Regions from separate parts of the Mus musculus genome. Here region 1 is linked to region 2. A link is a loop called in an ENCODE intact Hi-C map of the cell type or tissue named here. Cell type or tissue: heart. All regions are shown on one strand. Links, peaks and the distances in the headings refer to the core of each region. The heading gives the core; the rest is flanking DNA.

Region 1 (2,903 bases), core at 126-2,625, 120 kb after region 2:
TACACGCTTATAGAGTAGCTGACATTGATTTAGGACACATATTAGGAAGAACAGAGAAGGATCCCTTGATTTTTGAAGCCACAGCATGTAGATCATGGTAGGGGTCAGGTCACTAAATTTCTGTGGAGAGTTCTAGAAAGCCAGAGACCACAGATATTTTTATTCCATCACTTCAGGAGCAGGGACAAAGATAAAGAACCGAAGGAAAAACAAAGGTGGGAGTGCCCCGCCCCCTGGCTTTGTATGTGATTCGCATCTGCAAAGCAAAATTAACTGTCCTTCTCCACAACTCAAAAATCGGGGCCCTAGCTCAAGAACTAGGCCCTGCAGCGCAGCCGCCACCATGCCAAGGGCGGCGCTTCCCTCGCTCGCAGCCGGGGCTCCTGTTACCTCCTTGCACACATCTGTGCCCATCATAAGCCAAACAATTACGCGCTCCCGCGCGCCCGCCTCGAGGTCCGGGTGGCGGCTGCGGCCTGGCCAGGACCCCCCACTCCTCCCGCTGCCAAAGCTCTGGAGCCAGCTCGGGCCGGAGGCCACCGCCGGCCACCGCTTGGCAGCTCGCACTGGTGCTCAGTGTGTCGCCCATGTGCTCGGCCGGCTCCGCAGCACAACCCTGTAGGGCTCAGCGCTGGCCAGCCCGAGGCCTGCCTTGCCAGCGGCGCCACCGAGCTCCTCGAGGCCCGAGGCCGCCAAAGGCGGGAAGACACGGCGGCGGGGAGCCAGGGTCGCAACGCTGAGGCCCCGAGGGGGCGACGCTCGGCTCCCGTCGGGCGTGGCGAGCGGCAGTGGATTCACTCACCACGGTTCGGCGGGGCAGCGCGCCGGGGGTCCGAGACAGGGCCCGGCGCAGCCTCCGCGCCCTGCCCGAGCGGGTCCCGGCCGAGCTCTCGGAGCCACTGTCGTCGGAGATCACGATAAAGTCCTCCATGGCTACGGGCCCGGCGGAGCCACGCGCGAGCGGCGAGCGGCCCCGGCGACTCCGACTCCGGTTCCAGCTGCTGAAGCGACTGCAGCGAAGGCGTCGCAGACACCGGGGTTAGTACCCCGCCGGCCCCGCCCCCTCCATTGCCCCGCCCCCACCGCGCCCCGCCTCCAGAGGACCGGTCCCGCTCGGAGCCCCGCCTATCTCGGGGGCAGCCGCGCGCCCGGGTCAGGGCAGTGTCACAGAACCCTGGAGGAGCCAGGCTCCCTTTCCCTCAGAGAAGGAGAGAGAGGGAAGAGAGGGAAAGGGAGGGATAGAACCGAGGGGCTGGGCCGCATGGTCGGCGGGCTTGAAAAACGCTGAGGTTGAGAGGTTGTCCGCCGCCGCTCTCAACCGATCACAGTGGGCAGTGCTGGTGACGAGCCCCTGGCTGCAGGTGTGAGGACTGGAGTGAGCTGATGGAGCCTCTGATAGCGCATTTAATTGACCCGGTAGTGGAGCCTGCACCTGGCAGAAGGAGCAGTGACGCCTTCGGGTTAAAGAAGCCCTGAGGGGCTGAAAAGGGTAACCTGAACCTAGGGTTTTATTGACTGGGGCTTCTGGCTGAGATAAGGGAGAGATACCCACTCTTGTGTGTGCAGGTAAATCCGTGGGATAAATTCCCAGAAGCAGGTTTATTGGATCAAATCTATGTTTTTATTGTTATTTTGACAAATGGTACCAAATTGTCTTAAGTTGTGCCGATTTGCGGTTTCACCAACAATACGTGTCGCAGGAATTTAAACTGTCAGATGTAAGAGTTTGTTGAGTTTCTAGTTGACAGAAACCACTGAAAAGGCACATACAGAGAGCTATGAGGTCCCAGAGTGCCCGTATACTCCAATGCTGTGAGCAAGCAGAAAATATAGGGATAAAATTGTATCCCCATCAGAGGGAAATATGGGTAAGTAGTGAATTCTTTGGTTGTTTTGTTGAAGGGTAGGGACATTAAATCAAAATAGGGCCCATGGCTATTTTAAAAATGTGCAATACTGACAAAACCCTGCTGCTTATGCTCAAGTAACTTCAAAAAATAGAATAATAAAATGTCTTTAACAAAAAGGGGGGAGTTCCTAGAGGCAAAGCTGTTGTGTGCTGTCTAAGCAGCGTGTGATGCAGTGTTTTCTAATCTTTAGTGAACTTCTGAATCAGCCAGAGAGTGTATAATAAAGTTTGCAGGACTACACACCAGTGTTTCTGACTGAGAAACTGAGTTTTGGGAGTGAGCCCCAAATTGGTATTTCTCTCAGGTTTCTAGGTGATATTGACATTGCTTAGAGTCTGGTGAACACACTTGAAGGTTCACTGCTCTGAGTCAGGCATCACGGTGCTTGCCTTGAATCCTAGCTCTTGAAAGGCCAAGGTCAGCCAGGGTGAGAGAAAGGGAGAGGAAGGAGGAGGAAAAGGAGGAGGGGAGAGGGAAAGGGGAGGGAAGGGAAGGAGAGAGATCACTGGCCTGTTGGGCAAATAGCTTGACCACAGGTTTCAGATGTTTTGGTCCAGTGGGTGAATTGTTATAAAGGGATACAGTAAAGTAAGTTTCCTGTAGTGCTATCAAGCATCCATCTCAACACACACACACACAACACACACACACACACACACACACACACACACACACGGAATCTAATCTAGGACTCCATACAGGCTAAGCTATACCCCTGTCTCTTTGACTGTGGTTTTTCTAATCAGTTATCTCTAGCGTCTAACTGCCTCTTGTTCCTCCACTCAGCCCTTAAATCTTTATTTTTTTTTCTTAGTCCTTTGGTTTTTTTTTTAAGCTTTTATTAGATTTTTAAATATTATTTTATACAAATGAGTGTTTTACTTGCATGTATGTTTGTGCACCACACAGATGCCTGGTGCCTTCAGAGTTCAGAAGAGGGCATTGAATCTCCTGGATTTGAAGTTATAGGTGGATGTGAGCCACGTGGGCACT
Region 2 (2,903 bases), core at 161-2,660:
ACTGGGATTAAAGGCGTGCGCCACCACTGCCCGGCCCCAAAGTCTTCTAAATACCGTGTAACACCCATAAACTCAGTTTACCTCCTAAAACATCCGCAAGGGAATAGACATTTTGAAGTTATATGTAAGAACTAAGGATACGGCTAATGCCATGGTTACCACCACCCGGGTGGCATCCTCCCACCAGACCCTCCACCTGATTAAAGTGCTTAGAGCCTTTTTTTTTTTAAAACAAAACAAAACAAAACCAGAAACATCCACTTAATGGGGCGGGTCCTGCAGGTTGCCACCCTCCTCAAGCAGAGTCAGCCGTTCAGGAGCAAGCCGAAGGGCAACAAATCCAGTCAGAGGCCTTCGATGATACTTCATGTTACATTGTTTCCTCCAGAGGCGTCCTCCCACATTTCTAGGGCAGGTGCCAGGTCTGTGTGTGGGCGCTTCTTTTCCCCACTACAACCACCCAACACGAGCCCTAGGGACCACCGAGAGACCCCCAGCAAGCGTCGGTGAATAACATGGGATGGTGGTGGTCTGCGGTCCAGCCCTGCAAGCTGATGCCAACTCTGCGATTGGGGATCTGAGTTATCTCTAGCACATCCCCACCAATCGATGGGCGGAGAGGGTCTGGCGGGTTAATCAGGCCGGCAAGGATTGCAGACCAGCGACGCTACGGGAAATCAAGGCAGCTGACCCACTGTGGTCGAGCCCGGCTAGCAGAGGTGGCTGGAAGGCTGAGGACCCACAGAGGTTGGGCGCCGGGGAAATCCGGGCAGTTGGCGTCTGGGGGGGAGGGGGCCGCCTGCGGGTTTGAAACTGGTCCCAACCCCAACCTGAGGATGGTTTTGCGCTCCTCTAGGGTCCCACTCCCCATCCCGCGGCGGCCTGGGCTGCACCGAGAACTCGCTGCTACCTGAAACTGCAGCAGCTTCTCGGTCTGCTCCTGAGTTAGATCCTGCTCCTCAGGCGCCGCCATTTTGCCGCCGCCTCTACGCTCCTGACCCGTCCGCACCGTCACCCGCCGGAAGTGATCTCAGGTGTAACCACTTCCGGCCTGAACCGCCGCCGGGACTCAACTGCGTCTGCGCGCGCTAACTCGCGGGCACCCTCCCCGCCCCCTTCCGAATCTCGCCACCAGAGGGCGACGTTCGCGTGTCTAGGCCGAACAATTCAGGACCCTGCCGATCTATCTCCCAAAGATCTAAAATTGATGAAAAGATGACAGACCCCAGAGGGTCAGTGTACCTCCAGGAGCTCGAGAGAGTCCCGCAATTTGGCTGCTCCTTAACCGTTTTTTTAAATTATCTACGATATTCTTGAAGATTTCTCAGGAAACGATTGCTTTCACGAAATAGCGCCAGTTTGATACTTAATCCTTTCATAAAGTTGGTCTGCCTTATTAGGGGAAACAGTGGTGAGGCTTTGTTGTCTCTTGCTAGGAGTGTCTGTAACCAGGTTAATGGTGCTTCCCAGACACTCAGCTCTGTACCTCGTCCAACCTCATGCCCAGGCCACTCGCCCTTCATCCCTTTGACAGACCAAAGATAAGATAGTTGGTCTGAGTCAAGGAAACTTGACTTTAAGTGTGTATGATTCCTTGCATACGAAGGGTATCCTGGAGCAAGCCACCTAGACTCTGTTACTTTTGGTTGAACGCGATTGACTTAAAGCCTGCCCATTCCTCCTTTGCCTTTTCCTGGGCACACTGCGGTGGCCAAGACTTGAAGATCTTGAACTCAAGAGCAACCTGCACTACATAATGAGACCGTGTGTCAAAACGACAACAATCAAAGGAACAACACACACACACACACACACACACACACACACCCCGAGTGCATTTTATTCCTAACCTTTAGGCCCTTCTTAGCCTAATATTGTCCAATAAAAACGTGAGCCACACGAGCAATTTTTTAATAGCAGCCATACTAGGGAGAAGTGATGTTCTGCTGATGGGAAACTAAATTATTAGTTCATCCATTACAGAAATCAGAATAAAGACTCCCCTCACAATTAGTTAGAACTGTTATACAACCCAGCTACACCAGTTCTGGTGCACACTTCCAAGAGTCAAAGTCAGTTTACTATAGACATACCTGTAATTCACATACTTACTGATATGCACAATAAATCATAGACTCAGCCTAAGTGTCTACCAGTAGATGAGTGGACAAAAAAAAAAAAAAAAGTCTGTATATAGCAGGGCATGGCAGCACATACCTTTAATCCCAGTACTCAGTTGGTAGAGGCAGGTGGATCCCTGAGTTCCAGGTCAGCCTGGTCTACAAATCAAGTTCCAGAACAGCCAGGGCTACACAGGGGAAACCCAGTCTCAAAAACAAAACAAAATTCTAGCACTGGAGAGATGGCTCAGCAGTTAAGAGCATTGTCTATTCTTCCAGAGGACTTAAGTTCAGTTCCCAGCACCAACATGGCAGCTCGAAAAAGTCTAAAACTCCAGTTCCAGACATTCATAGGTGCAGGGAAAACAACAATGCACTTAAAATAAAAAAGTTTGCCAGGCGGTGGTGGCACACGCCTTTAATCCCAGCACTTGGGAGGCAGAAGCAGGCAGATTTCTTAGTTCGAGGCCAACCTGGTCTACAGAGTGAGTTCCAGGATAGCCAGGGGTGAGTTTAGAGGAGCTCTGAGGACAACTGGGGACAGTTAGTAATGAATGCAAATTGGTTCTAGGATCCAGGAGCTACGCAAACACTAAATGACTCTGTGATTTAAAGGACTCATTGCTCTTGCAGGGGACCTGGATTTCATTCCTGGCACCTGCATGGTGGATCACAATCATCTGGAGTTCCACCTTCAGGGGATCCGACACCACGTCTGGCCGCTGAGGCCCCCCAGACACACATGCGGTGCACAGACATACTCACAGGCAAATACTCATGTAT

What was found. A loop is a pair of places that touch in the nucleus more often than their neighbours do. Peaks named below come from ENCODE experiments on the same cell type or tissue, not always from the same donor. Only the 100,000 strongest peaks of a DNase experiment are listed, where the experiment ranks them.
Region 1: a loop joins it to region 2, with 2.2 times the contacts of the local background. A loop is called at or near these places in 1 of 42 quality-filtered maps.

What each region holds. Positions count from the first base shown.
Region 1 is chr13:54,501,904-54,504,806 of GRCm38, reverse strand. It overlaps Simc1 (SUMO-interacting motifs containing 1), which reads right to left and starts at 1,002. Exons shown (of 10, transcript NM_176987.4): 1 at 803-1,002. The coding sequence starts at 931. It overlaps LOC115486438 (a long non-coding RNA gene), which reads left to right and starts at 493. Exons shown (of 3, transcript NR_168901.1): 1 at 493-1,038. In heart, for the core only: no CTCF peak of the experiment used is centred there; DNase peaks (open chromatin) are centred at 496 and 1,076; H3K4me3 peaks cover 1,512 bases; H3K27ac peaks cover 1,298 bases.
Region 2 is chr13:54,619,911-54,622,813 of GRCm38, reverse strand. It overlaps Faf2 (Fas associated factor family member 2), which reads right to left and starts at 1,030. Exons shown (of 11, transcript NM_178397.3): 1 at 911-1,030. The coding sequence starts at 973. In heart, for the core only: a CTCF peak has its summit at 1,132 (motif pointing right); a DNase peak (open chromatin) is centred at 1,053; H3K4me3 peaks cover 1,603 bases; H3K27ac peaks cover 1,620 bases.